Linked DNA regions of Homo sapiens: all the other regions are linked to region 1. The links are chromatin loops, found by intact Hi-C in ENCODE. Cell type or tissue: heart right ventricle. All regions are shown on one strand. Links, peaks and the distances in the headings refer to the core of each region. The heading gives the core; the rest is flanking DNA.

Region 1 (6,620 bases), core at 505-5,504:
GGAAGGGGGGTGGTGATTACGTGAATGTTGGCGTTGATACGGGCATCCTCCAAGCCGGACGCAGGGAGCAGGGACGTGCAGAAAGACCAGGTCCCTCAGGAGCCATGAGGAAATACGGTGTTGGCAGCAGTGGTGAGGGTCGGTGTCAGGGGCCAGGAGGAGGTGGCGAAGGGAGCATGTGCCTCAAGGCAGCCCTGGAACCCGCGGTCCTTGGAGTGAGGTCTGGTCTGCAGGGGGACACGGACGGCCATGCGGTGAGGCCCACAGACAGCCTGGACTTGGCTGCCTCAGAACCCTCTGGTGAACATTGCGAACGGCCCTGCAGGGTTGCAGTGTAAATTCCTCGGACAAAGAAGACGCCTGGAACTGTTCCCGGCACGAAGCCAGCACCCTGTGAATGGTGGCCGTTGCTGTTGTGACTGAGTGCCGTCGAACTGGGGGCATTTGTTCTGCTCAGTTCACTTAATTGGGCCAGGAGTGGGGTTGCCATGCCTTCAACAAGCTTGACGTATTGAACGAGAACTGAGTCGATAATGCACTGTGTAAATACGCTCTCCTGGCTAGAGTGAGCAAAGCCCAAGGAAGGGGGGTGGTTCTTCAGTATTAGCAGGTGTTTGTGGTGGGGCCAGCTGTGCGGCTGGCAGGGCGAATGCACCAGGAAGCCTCTGTCCCCCCGAGGTGGCCAGCATTCCTGTTACACATGCTATAGGCAGAAGGTGGGCACTGCTGGGGAACTTGCTCATGTTCCTGTTCTCTGATTGGAAATTCAAGGTTTCTGAGCATCCTACATCTGAATTTGTACATTGCCAAGACTGTACACATTTCAGCACTGTTTTTTCTGCTTTTTGGATCTATACAACCTGGCATTTGGCCGTGGCTTCCAGGACAGGCTGGATGGTGAGTGAAGTCCTTTCCTCACTGTCGATGTTTGCAGATGTCTTTTTGTATAAACTTTGTATTTCTTGAGAGGTTCGATTAGGTTTTTACTTAATGAGACTTTTAAAATTGCCATGCACATGATTCTACCAGTTACAATCGTGAGCTAACGTGAGTTTTTGGTTTTACTTTGATGAATGTTTAAACATGTGCAGGCTGGACATGGGGTGGGGGTGGAGGTCATTTATCTACTTTTCATTTCCTTCTTGGTTATACTTAGTGACTTTCAGGTAAGGTGTGGAAGGCGTGGTACAGGGTGAATTGCAGGCTGCAGTGTGGCGCAGTGGACCGCGGTGTGGCACGGTGGACAAGAAGCATGGGCTGCGGTGTGCTGTGGTGGACGAGAGCCACGGGCCGTGGTGTGGCGCGGTGGAGGAGAGGCGCGGGCCGCAGTGTGCTGTGGTGGATGAGAGGTGCGGGCTGCAGCATGCAGTGGATGAGAGTAAAGGGGAGACTTCCGTCCTTGAGGGAAACACGCGACAAACAATTTTAAAAACTGATCATCTGGCTTACATGGTCCAACAAATTCAGTTTGCAAAGTTTGACTTCTAAGTTATTGTAGTAACTTTTCCCCTAAGTCATTAATTTAGTAGCTTATGTTTATTTCTTTTGTCTAAAGCGAGTCATAAATTCTAACATGAACGACTAAACATGTAATAATTTAGGCATACAGCACCTGAAGGGAAAACTGCCAGTATGCTAAAATATTGGATACAGATGCTTAAAAAATATAATGTAGCACTCTTAAAATGCATGTGCTTTTAGCATGAAACTTGGTGAGTAGTTTTGAGCTATATTTGTAGGAATGTGTATCTTGAATACTTTAGGGCCCCACTGCAGATGTGTGCGTGAGATGTATAAATACTGAATGTTCTTCTCCCTTCCCTTAAATGAAAAACATTAGCTCCCTTTTTTTTTTTTTTTTTTTTTTCCTGAAGTGGGGTCTCGCTGTTGTCACCCAGGCTGGAGTGGAGTACAGTGGCGCAATCTCGGCTCACTGCAACTTCCACCTCCCAGGCTGAAGTGATTCTCCTCCCTCAGCCTCCCTAGTAGCTGGGATTACAGGCACCCACCATCATGCCTGGCTAATTTTTGTGTTTTTATTAGAGATGGGGTTTTGCCATATTGGCCAGGCTGGTCTCAAACTCCTGACCTCAGGTGATCTGCCCACCCCGACCTTCCAAAGTGCTGGGATTCCAGGCGTGAGCCACTGCCCGGCCAGCTCCTTTCTATAATGATGTATACAGTTGTTTTTGCTTTTTGTTTTTTGAGATGGGGTCTCACTCTGTCGCCCAGGCTGGAGTGCAGCAACGCAAATCTTGGCTGACTGCAGCCTTCACCTCCTGGGTGATCACCTCTCAGGTGATCCTCCCACCTCAGCACCCTGAGTAGCTGGGACTAGATACATATCACCACGCCCAGCTAATTTTTTATTTTTATTTTTATTTTTTATTTTTAGTAGAGACAGGGTTTTGCCATGTTTCCCAGGCTGGTCTTGAGCTCCTGGGCTCAAGCAATCTGCCTGCCTCAGCCTCCCAAACTGCTGGGATTACAGGTGTGAGCACCACATCTGGCCCATTTTTTTCCCTTCCAGGATTAGAAGTCAACTTTAAAAAACGCTTCAACCTTGCAAATTTAATTTTCCATAATAATATGCCTCTAGGATAAAAACAAGACAGAAACAAAGAAGTATAGGTGGACTGCAGTTAAAAATTGTCAACACGACATTGCTTAGGAAGGTTGACATTTACAAAGAGCAGGAGGCCCGTTCATGCCTTTGTAAGAAGGCACTGGGAACGGCCGTCTGTGGGCGACCCTAACGTGTGCGGTGTCCTGAGAGGTGATTGTGGTGCTCACGCTTTTACCGAGGGCCTCCCGGGAGTACCAGAGGCTCTTCTCCCGCAGTCGGCCAGCCAGGCAGCAGCAGCTGGAGAAGGAACAGACAGTAAAGGACAGATATACACGGTGTTATCGTGTCACACAGGTTAAAGCCAGGCTCACTTTGTTCTTACAGTTTTGAAAAACTAATAATGAAGTCCTTAAATATGTATTGCATTTCAGGATTTTTAAGCGGTTGTGGGTGTGTCTGTGTCTCTCTCTAGCTCCTGTTCGGTGCTCCCTGTGAAGAGAGCTCGGAGCCGCCACCCTTCATTGTTGAGGTGACAGGGCCTGGAGAGGTGTGAACCCCGTGGAGGGGTGACTGACTTGTGGGGGGAGGCTGGGTCAGTGTCGGGATCCACCTCCCACCACGTTCCTCTAGGGAAGCCACAGTTCTAAGTCTTTATGGGTAAAATGAACCTGGAAGACGTGTTATTTTTTAAGAAGTAAATGCTATGTTCTTTTTTCCTCATACTTCTCCGTGTTTAAGCAGCATTGAAGGATAAGGCACTAGTAGCACCTTGGTTTGGAAACAATCTTGTTGGTTATTTTACGTTGAATCTGATATTAAGGTTGCCTGGTAACAGAAGTTTTCCTTTAACGACATGGAACTCTGTTGAATCTGTTGCCCCATTGGCTGAGCCGCCTGAAATCAGTGCTGTGGCAGCTGAAGAGGCCGCTTCCCCTTGGAGGAAGCCGCTGGATTGGCAGGACACACCGCCCTTGATTGAGGCGAGTTTGCAGGAACTCCACGCTGGCACCTGCTGCTCTCTCCTGCCCCCTGCTGGCTGGCCAAGCAGCATCGCGACAGTGTGTTCAGCGTGAATGTTCACTGGGGCAGGCCAAGGCTTTTGTTCCAGAAACACCGACTTCAGAAACGGCTGTGTGTATTGAGCATGGCAAGAAAGACTTACGTGTGTCTTAAACCTCTTGAACAAAGCACGTCGATGTTTCAACTGCATCTCGAAGGCTAATAGACTTTGCTGTGGTCAATATTCAGGAGAAAATAGGTTTTAATGAGATAAAGACATGAGTGGCAAGTGACATGTTTGTGCCCCCGTATGACTAAGTGATGTCCTGGCTGTCCCACACCACCAGCTCTGAGCAGCCAGCATGCAGATATTGGGTCAATTTAGATATCCCTGATCTTTACGGAGGTTTGATCAGGCAGCTCAAGAGCAGATAAACACAAATGCTGACTGGAAACCCCGGCACACGGAGGCGCTGGAAACAGCAGGCTGCTGTTAACGTCACAGTGAGATGCAGTCAGCTGCTCTCTCAGGGGTGTCAGCTTCTTTTGCTTCTAGATTTCCGTCTGTGCTGCAATAGAGTTTTGTTCAGCTTATCCCCATTGCTCTGCTGTCTTCGCTGTTAAAATCTCAGCCAGCACTTGGCTCTGACCCTGCAGTAATTTCACTGTGCGGCTGCCCAGGCCTGCCTGGCACGGCTGTAAAGCAGGCGAGAGCTTTCCGGAAGGTGGTCACGAGAACCCCAGGCGGGAAAGAGCGTTGCTGGTCCACATACGGCAGTGCACCTGCAGCTGAGCATGTACGTGCACGTTCAGGCTAAATATAGGTGCAGGAGAGAAGAAAACTGCCTATGATTAGTCACTTAAAATGCCGAATACCCAGCCCCTGAGACCCTAGGACACAGAGCAGGGGTCTTGGAGACGGCAAGGTGTGTTGAAGTCTGGTTTTATCATTTAGTTTCTCCAAGCAGCATTTTCCTCATCTCTAAACTGGGGCTAACAACTGCCCCACATAGATTTGTGAATGGAACCAATGAGTGTAAAGTGGGGTAGCCCCCAGGACCTAGAAGGGACTCAGTCAGTTTCAGTGGTCATGCGTGTTGTACGGGTCCCCCAGGAAGGCGATTGCTACAGATAACTCCCTCCGTTCGATGTCACTGAATGTTAAAGTGGGACCTTGGCTTCTGATGTGTCTGGTTTGCTGCAGGCCGCGCTGCACCCCGTGGTTCCTGAGCCCTGGGCTGAAGTAGCCCTGCTGCATTGCCTGTGCCACTTTTGCTGTGAAAGGAGAACTCCTGCCCTGGGAAGCTTCCTCTTGCTGCTTAGCCTGATGAGCACCACAGGCTGCAGCGAGACCCATCTGAAGCGTGGGTTGGGAGGAGACTGCGGCGGCCCTGTCCTCTCCAAGCTGCTCTCCATGCCGAAGCGTGGGCTGGGAGGAGACTGCGGCGCCCCGTCCTCTCCAAGCTGCTCTCCAGGATGGGAGCGACTTTGTGGGGTTTGTCGGCCCTTCTCTGAGGTGTCCTGTGTCTCATGGATCTGCTTATGAGCCCCCTTAGATGCCTCTCTCTCGTCTGGACGAGCACCCTCCAAAACACTGCCTACCACCCGGATCTCCTGGCGCAGAGTGAGGTCACACCTGCAGCCCTTACCGCACAGAGTCCCTGAGATATTCGGCAAGAATGGGAATGGGCTGTGTGTGAGTTTCCGCTGCGGAAGCCGGCTCTGCTCCGTAGTCTGTCTTTGGGGTGTGGGATGTTCCGACCTGCTGTGTCCATCTGGAGCTGCCTCGGGGTGGGAGGGGGAGCAGCGCGGATGGATCCAGGGAAGGACCTGGTTGAATCCCAGCTGCTCACATACTTGTTGCTGGTCTTGGACAAGCTCCTTAGTGTCTCTGAGCTTCAGTTTGTCTGTAGGAGGAGGATGCTGCAGAAGTCTGAAGATATCGGTGCGTGCGGGAATACCTGGCGCGGTTAGGACGGGTTTTCCTTCAGTCTCCTCTATGCCCCTCCCCGGGTGAATCAGTATCCACGCGTGCCACCAGGGAATTACAGTCAGTCTAAAAAACCAATCGACCCCTAGTTGTATGGTCAAGCATCGTGAGTGTCCTTGCCAGGAAATGCCACTAGATATCTTGGGCCTGCTCGTCTGTCCACAGCAGTCCCTGGAACAGGCCGGTTCAGGACATGGGAGGTGGGAGTCAGTGTTCTAGCGAGGACAGGCTGAAGTTAAAAGGCTCATTTACTCTGTGAAGGGGTGCCCAGGATGAGACATCCAAGAGGTGCCAGGTGGCTGACCCTGGAGGTGGACGGTCGGGTCAGAGTGGCCGCCTTCCAGCACTGCTGTTGGAACAGCCGTGTTTTCGAGTGATGCCTTTTTTGGGTCATGCAGCCCTGATCAGTAGTACACAACTTCCCATCTCCAGCCAGTCTCGTCTCGCCATCTCCTGTATGTGCGGTACAGTTGCCTTTAAGTGGCTTCTTCTGGACGCTGCGGTTAGGGTGGCAGCAAGCAAACATGGGAGGCTTTTTTCTTACGTTGACCAAAATACGTGGGGCCAGCTTTGCATGATCCCATTCAGCATCACACTTGTCCATCAGCCACTCACCCATCCATCCATCCCAGAGAGTCCTGGACCAGACCATTGAGTGGTCTTTGCTGCGAAGAGCTTAGCGGCTCACAGGAAATCCGGAACCAGCACAATGGTAACAGTGCAGCAGGACCTGTCATTTATCAAGGCAGTATGCTGGGCCGGATGCGGTATGAAATTATCCAGTTAGGTAAGCACTGTTAGAATTAACCCCCTTTTGCCTACCAGGAAATCGAGGATGGGGGCATTAACGCTGGGGAGCAAGGGAGTAAGGGCACACATGGAGGGGCTGAGGGCCTGGGCACTCTGAGCCTGTGGATCTGCGCCCAGGCTGCACGGGCACCGGAGATGCTGCTCTGGAGTGGGTGAGGGGCTCTGGGGAAAAGATGGAGCCTGACATGGGTAAGATTTGGATATTTTCAGAAGAGATTTTCAGCCTGGAATGAGGGTGTAAGTGACTGAATCGCG
Region 2 (6,620 bases), core at 951-5,950, 81 kb before region 1:
AGCTGGGATTACAGGCACCTGCGCCCGGCTAATTTTCGTTAGAGATGGGGTTTCACCATGTTGGCCAGGCTGGTCTTAAAGTCCTGATCTCAGGTGATGCACCCACCTTGGCCACCCAACGTGCTGGGATTACAGGCGTGAGCCACCGCACCCAGCAACTTAATATCATTTTTTATCATTTATAATGGGCTTGTTCAATACTTAGGTTACTTTTATTTTTTAAAACGTTATCTGTGACCTTTCAGCTTTTCATAGCACTTCTCGCGTGAATCTTTAAAAAAGGTCCTTTAGCCGTGGGGAAGGAGTTATCCGTTTGAGCAGAGGGAGGCGGAGGAACAGGCCTTAGTGGGTCTGAGCACAGGCAGTCACCCCAGCCTTGGTGCTTATTTACGTCTGTTTTCCATTCACCATAGCAGTGTCCACTCTTTGTCGGCTTAAAAATAAGCTTTTTCCTCCGCTTTCTAATCAGAACAGTTAGTTTGTTAACCATCCCTTTATCAAGAACGATGGCTGTCAGGCCTCAGATTATGACACAAGTAGTAAGTGCGGCTGACCCTGAACAACATGGGCTTGAGCTTCGAAGGATCATTTACGTTAATTTTTTTTCCCAACCAAACCCTTATTGAAAAAACCTGACTTTGTGGAGGGCCGACATTTCCTACATGCAGCTCCACAGGGTGGGCGCGGGTCCTGCGGACGCGTGGATTTCGGTAAACCCGGGGTGTCCTGGAACCGATGTCCCTGTGTAGATGGAGGGACAACTGGAGCTTTTTAAAAGTTTGTGTCCTGCCTTGTTCTAAAAAGGCTTCAAGGTAGATGCAAAATCATTTCATTCTTTCAGTTCTCTTGGTGGGATATTGATGTTTGTTCTTCAGTGTCTCAAATCCTGAGTGAGAAGAGTTAGTGCTTCAGGGACAAAGCCACAGTCTGGAAACACATATTGAGATACTCACTTTTTCTTCATGGTTTCACAAAAGGTTGTGGTCATATTTTATTCAGTTGAACCATAGGAAACTGCCAATATTTGGCTGTTTTTGGCCTACAAAATGGCAAGTTTGTATATTAAAACCAAAGGCTTCCTGGATGGGGAAAATAGGAACTAATAAGAACCTGAAGTTTTCTGTCATGGCCCACGAGTCACAGGTGAGTAAACCTGCGTGAGGGGACGTTGGCTGTACAGTATTTTCTTTGTTTTGAGACTGTCAGAAAAAGGTCAGTTTGATTCCGTGTGGGCCCTGCGCCTCGCCTTTGCTGCAGAGGGGATTTGCCATTTTACCTCTTGTCCCGAGTGCCCAGGAGGCTGATGCCATGTAGAAGACCTGCGGGTCGGTGGATGTGAACGGGCATCGGACACACTGCACCTTGGGACACATCTGAGAAGTGCGTGCTTTGCACCAGGTCTGCGGTGAGGGCGTGTTCTGTCTCCTCTCCCTTCTCTGGCTTTGCAGGCCTTGGAAGTTGGTCCTGGGAAGTGAAATTAGCTAATGCTAATTAGCTCAAGGTCAAAGCCCGAATCAGGCTCATCATTTCCTGCAGTGTCCACAGCAGCAGGTCGTAAATTCGACATGATCTGAACCCGGAGAGTCGAGATTCCGCCCTGGTTTGCGGCTCGGTTGTGTGTGGTCTTGAGAAAGTGAACATGGGTTTTCTTGACTCTGAGGGGGCCGACGAGACCTGCCCTTCACTAGGGGTGTTGAAGCATTGGGCCTTCCTGTCAGGAAGCAGCCAGGGACTCGAGAAAGCACCACGTGCCCTCCAGTTCCCTTACGTTGAAATGGTTTATACTCAGCCACGTTCCCTTATGTTAAAATGATTTGTACTCAGCCATGTTCTCTTACGTTGAAATGGTCTGTACTCGGCCATGTTCCCTTACGTTGAAATGGTTTGTACTCGGCCATGTTCCCTTACGTTGAAATGGTTTGTACTCGGCCATGTTCCCTTATGTTGAAATGGTTTGTACTCGGCCATGTTCCCTTATGTTGAAATGGTTTGTACTTGGCCATGTTCCCTTATGTTGAAATGGTTTGTACTCGGCCGTGCCAGGTCATTTTGGGAGGTAAGTGGGGAGTTTCATGTGGGGTTGTGCAGTATTCTTAGGTGTCAGGTGTGAGAGTTGAATTTGTAGAAGCTGTGCAGATAGGAAAGGGCCTGGCAGGAGTGCTATTTACATGGAGCTGACTTAACCGAGGTCTGTGCTCTCCCTGGGTCCATGTCTGGCCGTTCTCTCCCAGTCTGCAACGGGACCTTCACGTGACTCAGCACCGTCGGCCCCTCTGTCATCCCACTGCGTAAACGTCTGAGGATCTGTGCACGGCTGCTCTGTTAGTGAGTTGTGATAATGAACTGAGAAACGGTGAACACACCCTGAATTGGTTGGCACTGGTTCCACGGCCAGTTCCGCCGTGGTTGGAGTCATTCATGATAAAGTGTGCTGGACTCCTACACAGAGCTCTGAAATTCAGAGGCCCTTTAACTCGGCAGCTAACCAGCTGCTGCTTTCAGAAGACATTCGAGTCCCCTTTACCTGCCAGGGTGACCCTGGGAATTTGAAGGTGAGTGAGACAAGCTCTCCCTTTCTTGTGGACTTTACTGTCCAGAGGGGAGACGGATGTGGATGGTAAAGGAGGCCCTATCGGAGGTCAGTGCATGTCGGTTTTATTTCTTCAGCACTTGCTGTGTTCAGGTGGTGCCCCAGGCCGTGTGCAGAGCATCTGGGGACCCCGCCCGTGACATCCCAGGCACAGCTAGGATATGTGCCGTCTCCATGCTTGGCCCAGCTTTTGGGGGGAAGTACCGAGGAGGGCCCCTGCCTCTGCTGGAGAGGGTTGGAAGTCAGGGCAGCCTTCCACGAGGAGATGATCGCCAGCTGATTTCTCCAGAAAGGGTGGGGGGGGGGGGGTCCCGCGTGGGCAGAGCAGGGCGGCATGCACAGACCCGGGTGTGGGGTCTGCTGGGAGACAGCGGGGGTGAGGTGTGAAGGCAGTTGGAATTTACAGGATAAATTATCACTAAGGTGATGTTGGGAAAACATATAAAATTGGGACTCTCTGGGGTAAACGTGGACTTAGGGTTACACTGGGCGTGGGTGTTTGCAGGCTCTGAAGTCAGATTTAGGAAAGTGGGGCAGAGCTGAGCCCCAGATGACGATGAGACCACCCCGGGGGGATGTTGAATGAGGCAGGGATGGAAACCCAGTGAGTGTCCTGGGGTTGGTCCTGCAGGAAGGCGGCAGAGGAGACCAGTGCCCTCAAAGGTGTGGGGACTGCCTCTCAGTGCTGGGATTGCAGGCATGAGCCACCGTTCCCGGCCACTACTGGCATAATTTGTAAGCTACTCTCTCATACCCACTCCCATATATATATTTTTAAAACCAGTTTTATGGCTGTATTTCTTCCAAGAGAACCAAACTGTTACCTGTTTGAAGTACAAATAACAGTGACCTCGTGTTTAAAAACCAAAAATGCCATTTTGCACAGAAGTTTCCAAATACCCAGTTGGTTTGAGCCTTGCAGTGTCATACCTGCTCTCAGATTTCTACACGAGCAGGGACGGCTCGTACATCTTCAGGTTTCCATTCTACTAACTTAACTGGAGCTGTATTCTCATGGTATTTATTTTGAAGCTTGTCAAAGGAACAGTTGGGAAAAATTTCACATTTTTAGAATTTTCATAGTAATAGTTATAATTTACAAAGAATTAAAAATAGTGTTGTCATTATTTTGCTTTTTTCTAGATGTGCCTCCAAACAGGGTTGCTAATTAGTTTCTGAATCCCAGGAATTCAGAACCATACCCTTTCTAAGCAGACACCTGTAATCGAGGAATTCCACCTAGTCAGTTCACTTTAAGCATTTTAAAAATATTTTCTTTATGCTAGTTGGTACCTGTGGCTATAGTTTATTTTCACTGCTGAGGAATATTCCATGGTGGGAACAAACCGTCATTCATCTGTTTTCGTATCGATGGACATTTGGATTATTTTGGGAGGGTATGTATGTCTATTCAGCCTTCATTTTTTTCAGGATTTTTTGTAGAAGATAATGTGGTGATATAACATCCGCTGCTACGGAGGCAACATGAGCCCTCATTACAGCCACACAAACTGTCACGCCTTGTTACCAATACACAGAACCATTTTCTTCAGTTGAAACACAGCAGAACCTGAAGTCATCTGAATGGGTCCTCCGATTATTACACTTGGAATTCACTTTATATTAATATGCTTCCTAATTAGCAGAAATATCAATTATACAGAAATGTGAGAATGTCTAATTATACGTTTATAACAGAAAAAAACCTCTTGTTGAATACCCCAGAACACATGGCTATGAATGTGTCTCCCTCATGCCCTACCACTGTTTTCTTCGCTTGAAATGTGAAATGACACTTGAATATGGTTTTCTGGCGACTTAGACTCGCATCGTTCTTCAGAGACAAGATGTAAAGCACATGGAGACTTTCTGCTGTTTGTGGAATGTGATTTCCTGGTCGCCTCATTCAGGCCGCCGCTGTCTTCCCCTCTGGCTGCCTGCACTGTGGGACGTCTGAGGAGAGGTCCCTGTTTCATCCTGTGGAAGTTCTGAAAAGGAAGGAGAGGAGGGTGTGGGGTGTGGTACCTTTGTGTTGGTCCCTTGAGCTTTTATTTGGAGTCTCGGTTACCTTGGTGGTTCCTGCCTTCATGTCCCTAGCTGGTGGCTTCGTCCTTGTGTCTAACTCACCGGCAGGCAGATGAAAAGGGAAGTTGTATTTAGCCAACAGCTTGATCTTATTCTCAAGGCTCAAATCGACTGGGTATTTGTAAACTTCTGTGCAAATTGGCATTTTTGGTTTTTAAACATGATGTTTTATTTGTACTTCAAATGGGTAACTGGTTCTCTTGGAAAAAATATAGCCATATAACTGGTTTTTAACAAAATAGGGGAGTGGGTGTGAGAGAGTGGCTTAGAAATTACACCAGTAATGGCAGGGCATGGTGGCTCACACCTGTAATCCCGGCACTTTGAGAGGCCGAGGCAGGTGGATCACCTGAGGTCAGGAGTTTGAGACCAGCCTGGCCAACATGGTGAAACCCTGTCTCTACTGAAAATATGAATATTAGCCAGGCGTGGTGGCGGGCACCTGTAATCCCAGCTACTCGGGAGGCTGAGGCAGGAGAAACACTTGTACCGGGAAGGTGCAGAGGTTGCAGTGAGCCGAGATCACGCCACTCCACTCCACCCTGGGTGACAGAGCAGAGACTCCATCTAAAAAAAACAAAACAAAAAAAACCAGTAATGGAAACCTGACTGTTATCTGTGATGGAGGTGGCGGCTTCTTTCATTTTTTAGTGACAGGATGAATTGGATGTGTGTTTGCAGTGTTGATCTTGACAAGGGAAATGGTCAGAACCAATGTGCCACCCAGCTTGGGCCTTGCCACCGGCAGAAGAACCTGGTGGGGGACAGACTGGAGGCTCGGAGACCGAGGGGGGAATTCTCACGCCATGAAGCTGGTGCAGTCACTGCTCCTGGACTCCTGCTGGAGGGAGGCGGCCCCTTCACCTCGCAGGCTCTGGTGCGGTGGAGACCTTAGGACGACCTGCCTAGGTCATCAGAATGGTGGCTGTAAGATATTTGAGTTTCAATAGCGTTTCTGGGTTCCTTCTATTTTTAATCTGCTTTCTAGCACTAGGTAAGTGAAGATATGTAAAGTAAAAACCCGTCTAACTTGTAGAGATATAGTGTTGTGTAGGAGCAGACTATGGCCTCTGGCTCTGTTTAAAGATTGTAGTAAACTCTCATCTGGCATGGTCAGGGTGCAAATTATCTTGTTGAATCGAAATGTGAATGAGTCAAAGCTGGCACCTGCATCGTTGATGAAACACCTGATTTTAAAGGAACATGTCGATATGCCGTAAGATACCAGCAAGTTCCTCACTGAGGTTCGGCGTGGGTTCGCAGGAACTGGGCCTTGTGTCACCAGGGTCACCTCTGGGAGAAGATGCTCAGTGTGGGCGTTAGTCATTTAGCCTTTCCAGAGCCAAGGAACAGCTTGCTGTGGTTTTTTTAGAAGCTGTATTTTGAGTCAGTTTGTCCCACTTGACTCGAAGGTGCTGTGCTATTTCAGACCTTTGCCTTGCACCATGTACTCATTTTCTTGTCCCCTGATAACTACCTTGGTTGCCCCTGGCCTGACATTCGAGCCTCGTCGTTCATGGACGCAGAGGCTCAGTGGTGGGGCTCAGGCCGTGACTCCGGTTTTCACAGTTCCGTGCCTCTCACTGTGGTTTATCACGTCACTCCCGGGACCTCCCGTTTAGAGGAAGAGTGTCCATTTCCCACAGGCCCTGTGTGATGTGGAAACCACTCCTACCTTTCTCCTGTTTGAACTATACTGTGAAAGGTATTTCTCTTCTAGTCAACCGTCAGAATCTTGATACGGTGATTTATGTAACTTATCACACGCTTCTCAGCAGTTCTTATGAATTTCATTCTGTTGTGAAATTATTGCAGTTTTAATGGCTACATTGGTCTCATGTTGTGGCCCTTGGTAACTACCTTGAAATGAATTGCCTTCCCCCTTGTGTGTTAAGGTTTCACCTGGGAGCCTTTGAGGCCTCACCTCTGCATAGGGCAGTGCCTC
Region 3 (6,620 bases), core at 856-5,855, 150 kb before region 1:
TTGAATCTGAACAGCAGCTGAAAATGAGGACATGTTACCAGTTTGGATGTTGGATGACCTTCTTGAAAAAAGCTTTTGTCATACTTTAGAAACTGTGCATGTGCTGTTTTCTATTTCATACTTAGAATCTGTACAGTATGTGTTGTATGAATGTGTTGTATGAGCGTGTTGTGTTGTATGTGAGTGGCATGGGTTGTATGTGTGTTGTATGTGCATGTTGTGTTGAGTTGCATTCATTGTATGTTTGAGTGTTATGTGTTGTATGAGTGTGTTGTACATGTATTTGTGAGTTGTATGTTTTGTATGTTGTATGAGTGTTGTGTTGTATGAATGTGTGTTGTATGAGTGTTGTATGTGTATGTTGTATGAGTTGCATGTATTGTATGTTGTATGGGTTGTATGTTGTATGAGTGTGCTGTACGTGTTTGTGAGTTCCATGTGTTGTATGTTGTATCAGTGTTGTGTGTTGTGTGAGTGCCTTGTACATGTATTTGTGTTGAGTTGCATGTGTTGTATGTTGTATGTGTTATATGTTGTATGTTGTATGAGTGTGTTGTACGTGCATATTGTGTTGTGAGTTGCATGTGTTGTATGAGTGTGTTGTATGTGTATGTTGTGTTGTGAGTTGCATGTATTATGTGTATGCAATACACATATATGTTGTATGAGTGTTGTGTTGTATATGTTGTATGTTGTGTTGTGCATGTTGTGTTGTGCGTGAGTTGCATGTGTTGTGTGTGTTGTATGAGTGTGTTGTATGTGTATGTTGTGTTGTGAGTTGCATGTGTTGTCTGTATGTTGTATGAGTGTTGTGTTGTATGAGTGTTGTACATGCATGTTGTGTTGTGAGTTGCGTGTGTTGTGTGTGGTACGTGTATGTCGTGTTGAATGTGAGTTGCATGTGTTGTACATGTGCTGTATGAGTGTGTTGTATGTGTATGTTGTGAGTTGCATGTATGTTGTATGTGTTGTGTTGTATGAGTGCATTGTATGTGCATGTTGTGAGTTGTGTATGTTGTTTTGTATGAGTGTTGTGTGTTGTATGTGCATGTTATGAGTTGTGTGTGCTGTATGAGTGCATTGTACATGTGTGTTGTGTTGTATGTGTTACGTGTGCTGTATGTGTGTATGTGTTGTACGTACGTGTTGTGTTGTGAGTTGCATGCATTGGGTATGTGTTGTATGAGTGTGTTATAAATGCATATTGTGTTGTGAGTAGCATATATTGGGTATGTGTTGTATAGGTTGCATGTGTTGTGTGTGTTGTGTGTTGTCAGTGTTGTATATGTTGTATGAGTACATTGTACATGCATGTTGTGTTGTATGTGAGTTGCATGTTGTCAGTGTGTGCGTTGTGAGAGGCGGGGGCATCCACGTGACTGCTCCTCAGCAAGTCCTGCCGTGCAGCCCCTTCTGAGCGTGCGTCCTCCCGAGTAGCCTAGAAGCAGCAGCATGTTTGCCTCTGCCCCTCCCCAGGAGGCCTCAGCCAGGTCCTGTGCTCAGCCTGCCGTGGGCCATCTGCCTCTCTCGTCTCTCTCTCGTCGTCATCCTGCGCCTCCTCCCAGTCCTGAGTAGCTGGGATTACAGGTGCCTGCCACCACGTCTGGCTAGTTTTTGTATTATTAGTAGGGATGGGGTTTCACCATGCTGGCCAGGCTGGTCTTGAACTCCTGACCTCATGTCATCCGCCTGCCTCGGCCTTCCAAGGTGTTGGGATTACAGGCATGAACCACCGCACCTGGTCCGTCTGCCTTTTAGTTACAACCTGTGTGTTTTCTGTTTTAAATTTCATTTTTCCAGGTCAGAGCAGTAGTTTCTTTTTCGTGGTGTTGCTGTGAATGTCTGTTATGATTAGGAGACTGGGTGGGTGCCCTCTCCCTGGTGCCTGGCTCTTTCACATGAGGTGGGGGTCAGCTTAGCTGCTTCTGATTTTGGGAGGCGCACTGCTTCTTGGGGCAGCTTGCCGGCCGGGGTCTGCCTGTGGTATTTCCTGGGGAGCTACATCTGTCCCCGTAGGCCTGGGGAAGTAGGCAGGCCCTGAGTACACGCCTCAACACACGTGCCTTCCACCAGCCCCCAGGCCCACGTCCAGACCCCAGCTGCGTCCTGTGGTAGCCAGTTCAGCTGCTGCCACCACGTTTATTGAACTTTTAATAGCTGTGCGCAGACAGGCCACGGGCAGACAGGCCACGGGCAGACAGGCCACGGGCAGACAGGCCACGGGCCGACCTCGTGGCTTTGCTTACCCCCAGTTCTATGTTACCTGTGTGCAGAAACCGGCTGCTCCCGGAGTCCTGCAGGCTTGGTTTCCCCGGCCCCGACTCAGGCCACAGGATCTCAGTCTTGGGTGATTCTGCTGCCGCGGGCCGGGCTCTGGGTGCCAGTGGATTCCCCACGCGCGGTGTTACTCCCGTGTTCACATCAGTGCGGGAGGGCGGTGAGGGAGGGAGGCGGGGACGCTCTGGATTCTTCTCCCTGCTCCTCACCAGCTCTGAACGCAGACCAGCCGTTCGCCTCGTTGCTTTTCCAGGGATGTTGTGAGTCTTTCGTGGGTAGGGAGTGATGCCCTTTGCTTTCTTCTCGCTTTCCCGGTAGGTGCTGAAGGAATAATTAATAATAATAAGGCCAGTTCGGAGAAAACAAAAACTCACAATTACATATGTCACCCGGACTCGTATTATTCCAGATAGCCCTTCTTTCCCACGAACTCACAGCTGCTCTTCGTTCCTCCACCGTAGCCACGCGTGGAGGGAGAGCTGCGGGACCTGGGCCTTTCCAGGGTGCTGCCGGCCTGCGTTGGTGACGGCCAGCGCTGAGAAGTTAGAGCACCCCATAAGTGCCACGGCAAAGACTTCGGCGTCTGTTGGGGGAGGAAAGCGCTTCTTTGAGTGATTTCCACTTGATTATTTACCTCTTATCAGCAGATTGTGTGGAAGGATGAGTGAATTCAGTGTAAGATTTATGGAGTGTTCCTGTAAGAGATAAGCCTGGCTCTTGTTTTCCTTTCGATCTCGTATATTTCATCGGGTTCGTTTGATTGATGTGTTTTGTTTTGGGAAAGCGGCTGAGGAGGAGTCACGTGAGTCTTTGCTCAGGGATTTTCCAGTGTGGGAATCTGGCGCTGTGGTTTCGCGTAGCGTTTGGTTCTGGAGGGTGGAGGACGATGTCCCAGTCCGCGTGTGCCTCGTCACGTGGCGGCGAAAGCATGGATTCCACGAGTCTTTTGCTAGAGAAAATCCAGGCGCTCCCAACCAACTGTGTGTGCTTTCCTTTTGGAAATGTCTCTAACTCATATACTGAACTTAGAATTTATTTAGTGTTTCTTATGTGAAGTTTCCTGGAACTACTGAAAATATTTTCCATGCTAGATGATCGCGTTACTGGACTCACACAATTAAAACTTTTTCTTTAGATTACATAATTATTTATTACCTATCCCCCGTTTTTCTTTTCAGTTAAAAAAGCACCACCTAGAACAATGTCCTAATGATGCCACCATGATTAGTGTTAGAATTTAGCTGTAGAGTGAGGTTAATAATGAATTAACAATCACTAGTATATAATATAAAGCACGGTTAAGGTATATATGTATATTTTATGAACCATCCAAAGCAAAAAATAAATTAGGGTCAAGAGAACTCACAGGTGCAGAAGTGTTATTTTTATTTTCTGTTTTATTCAGGAAATTTAAATCTTTAAAGCTGTTTTTGTTTTGTTTTGTTTTGTTTTTTTAAATTTCAAGGTCAACTCCAACAGAATTGATCTGTTCCTCAGCAGACCTAGGGGAGAGTACAGGTGCTGAACAGACCTGGGTATCTGCTAGTCGCGATTCAGTAGATATTTTCTTGTTAGTTGGTAATTAAAACATCGTTATAAAGGTTTTAATGTACTTTTTGAGCTTTATTACTATATATTCCTTCAGGAGTCTGTGAGAACTCTCTACTTTGTTTTTTCCCGTCTATTTAGTATTAAGTTAGGAGTTTTAATTCCTTCTACCCTGATATTTATTTAAAAATTCCCTATATATTTGTAGATATATATTTGGTTCATTTTAAAATGCTTGATACATTAACATTTTAAAATATCAAAAATATTTCAGAATATACATTTTTTAAAATGTAAAAAGTAACAGTATAAAAAATTGAGATACATAAATTTTAAAAAATCATCCTTACAACTCTTAGTACCAATGATTTCTCTGTAGCATTGTAATGTTGATTAACCCGGACATATAACAATGATCAATAGTGTTAATGTGTCGAGTGTATAACTGGGCTTATGTGTGTCATTTTATTGGATGATTTATTAACCACATGAAACAGCCAGTGTTACGAAAAGGGACGTTTGAGGTTTAAAGCCTTTCCTGGGTCCCGCTGGGGGTGAGGTGGGTCTGGGCCTACCCAGGACTGCTGATAACAGAACACAGCGGACTTGGTGATTTTTAGTCAAGAACTCACAGAATTTCGGTGAATCTCCCCAAACCATTCCTTCTTTTCTCTCTCCTGGAGCAAAAGAGAATTGTTAGGTTCACGTGTTGTGTCTTGTGAACGTTTATCGATTGCAAGACCCCAGAGTTTGCACAAAAGGCAGATGGGAGTTTCTGTGTGGAGATACCCTGAGCAACGTTGAAAACACTGGATCCTTTGTGTCCGGGCTTTTCCCCTTGGCACTACGGATGCTCTGGCCCAGAGGAGCCTTTGTGGGAGGCCGTCCTCGGTGCCTGCGGTGCTGAGTGTCACCCCTGCCTCCCACCCTCTGGTGTGGCCCCCTGGAGCCCTTGTGGGGAGCCTTTGTTTTTTCCCGTCTTTGTTTTTTCCTCCTGGGAGGAGGCTGTCCTCGGTGCCTGCAGTGCTGAGCGTCACCCCTGCCTCCCACCCTCTGGTGTGGCCTCCCGGAGCCCTTGTGGGGAGGAGGCCGTCCTTGGCACCTGCGGTGCTAAGCGTCAGATCCCTGCTTCCCACCCTCTGGTGCCATCAGCATCCCTCCTCCCAGTAGAATCGCCCCTGCTTGAGAGCCGCTGCCTTAAGTGGTGGCGTGAGACGTGCAGGTTTGTGTTTCTTCATTAGGAGTTTTAAATTTCTGAAAATCTAGTTGTGATGACTGTGAAACATACCTGGATGTGGACCTTCGAGTAGACAAGCTTCCGGATCTGTCATGGCACACGCATTTCAACCTGCCCAGGCGTAAATCCGCGTACAACTTTATTTCTCAGACATCTCAGCCTTTTCGAGGCACGGCTCCTGCTGTCTTTGCGTAGCTACTTATGCCTCTAAATGCTTCTGTGTGCTGGAAGCTGCTGTCCTGTCCCTGCTTCCTGGGATGCAGGGCTGTGGAATTTCTGCTGTGTTCCATGAAGGGTTAAAGCATTCCAGGGAAGGAGATTCTGAGATCTCCCTTTTTAAAGACACTTTTAGTCAGGGAAGTGCTTTCCAGCCATGTCCGTCTGTTCTCTCCTGGGATGGACAGGGCAGCTACTGTCCCTGTTCCCGAGCCTCAAAAGCCATTACGAAGTTCCAGCCAGGCCTTTACTTTCCCAATCCTATTTCAGCTGATCTCAGCCTTCCCTTGTAGATCTTTCTATTCATTTAGTTGGCATCCTTGCTTTCTTGTACCATCTCCCAGTTTTCCACAGTTTATTTACACTGGACATAGAATTGCAACAGAAACTCACCCATGCTGAGGTAGGGCTGCCCCAGGGATCTCCCCCTCTGCAGACCAGGCTGCCCACTGGAGAGTGGTATCACTGGGTCACGGTCACCATCTGCCCCAGCAGGGTCCAGAGTGTTTAGAGTCTTTCCTGGACATAGAAACCCTTTTGTGTGACGTTCAGATAAAACCAATCAGCATGTTCTGTTAATCACAGAGGTCGGAGCTGAGAACCATTAGCGTACATCCACCTCTCCCGAGAGTGTTCACGCCTCTTCCACGTGGGGCTAGGCTGCTGCTGAGTGTGGTTCTGCTGGCTGTGGGTGTGGCCTCTTTCCTCAACCACAGCCATCGCAGGCCTGCCACAGTTTTGGTTCTTCTAAAAGAGAATAGGCAACACAAGAGAAATAAGATAAGTTAGATTTGAAACCTTTAAAAATTATTTCCTCAAACATTGTATATATTTTCTGCCCATACCTAATTTGATAACAATTTTAAAAAGATGAAAAAGAAAAAAAAATTCCCCCATATCAAGTCTTTGAAAGGCATCCATCTTAGTTTTTATCCAATCAATTACTCTCTCTTTGGAGTCATATTTTATTGGTTTAAGTAATGTGTAACAAGTACACTGGCATAAACAGATTTAGGAGCAAACACAGCTGCTTCATGATTAGCGTTCAGCTCGCGGGGCCCAGCTGTGGGGGTGCAGCCTGTGCCTGCCTGTGCGCCAATAGGGCTGGTCACCTTGAACATCCAGGAGTGTCTGGGTGAGTGAGGTCTGGGCAAGGCAGCATCCATACACCTGCGTAGTTCTCACTTTGTCCGCGTTATCTGGCAATGCCACAAAATTATCAAGCAAGTGTTCTCCAAGTGCGTATTCACTTAGCGTTTGGAAAGTGCATAGGTACCTCATACAGTACCTTCAGGAGGAGCTAGGAACCCAGGAATGAGAGCAGGTGTGAGGCCTGTACTCT

The links. Hi-C counts contacts between places; a loop is a spot of excess contacts. Peaks named below come from ENCODE experiments on the same cell type or tissue, not always from the same donor. Only the 100,000 strongest peaks of a DNase experiment are listed, where the experiment ranks them.
Region 2: a loop joins it to region 1, with 3 times the contacts of the local background. A loop is called at or near these places in 10 of 110 quality-filtered maps.
Region 3: it touches region 1 in a loop (2.3-fold over the local background); 8 of 110 quality-filtered maps call a loop at or near these places.

What each region holds. Positions count from the first base shown.
Region 1 is chr10:508,170-514,789 of GRCh38, reverse strand. The region is part of intron 1 of DIP2C (disco interacting protein 2 homolog C); the gene reads left to right. Among named protein-coding and RNA genes, the nearest start is that of DIP2C-AS2, 120 kb to the left of the region's middle. RefSeq lists an enhancer at 1-275. In heart right ventricle, for the core only: a CTCF peak has its summit at 3,597 (motif pointing left); a DNase peak (open chromatin) is centred at 3,559; H3K4me3 peaks cover 672 bases; H3K27ac peaks cover 1,849 bases.
Region 2 is chr10:589,765-596,384 of GRCh38, reverse strand. The region is part of intron 1 of DIP2C (disco interacting protein 2 homolog C); the gene reads left to right. Among named protein-coding and RNA genes, the nearest start is that of DIP2C-AS2, 35 kb to the left of the region's middle. In heart right ventricle, for the core only: no CTCF peak of the experiment used is centred there; no DNase peak of the experiment used is centred there; H3K27ac peaks cover 633 bases.
Region 3 is chr10:662,196-668,815 of GRCh38, reverse strand. All of the region lies in intron 1 of DIP2C (disco interacting protein 2 homolog C), which reads left to right. DIP2C-AS1 (DIP2C antisense RNA 1) reads right to left here. Exons shown (of 4, transcript NR_187391.1): 4 at 1-6,025. Among named protein-coding and RNA genes, the nearest start is that of DIP2C-AS1, 15 kb to the right of the region's middle. RefSeq lists an enhancer at 4,306-4,833. In heart right ventricle, for the core only: no CTCF peak of the experiment used is centred there; DNase peaks (open chromatin) are centred at 3,155 and 5,855; H3K4me3 peaks cover 1,241 bases.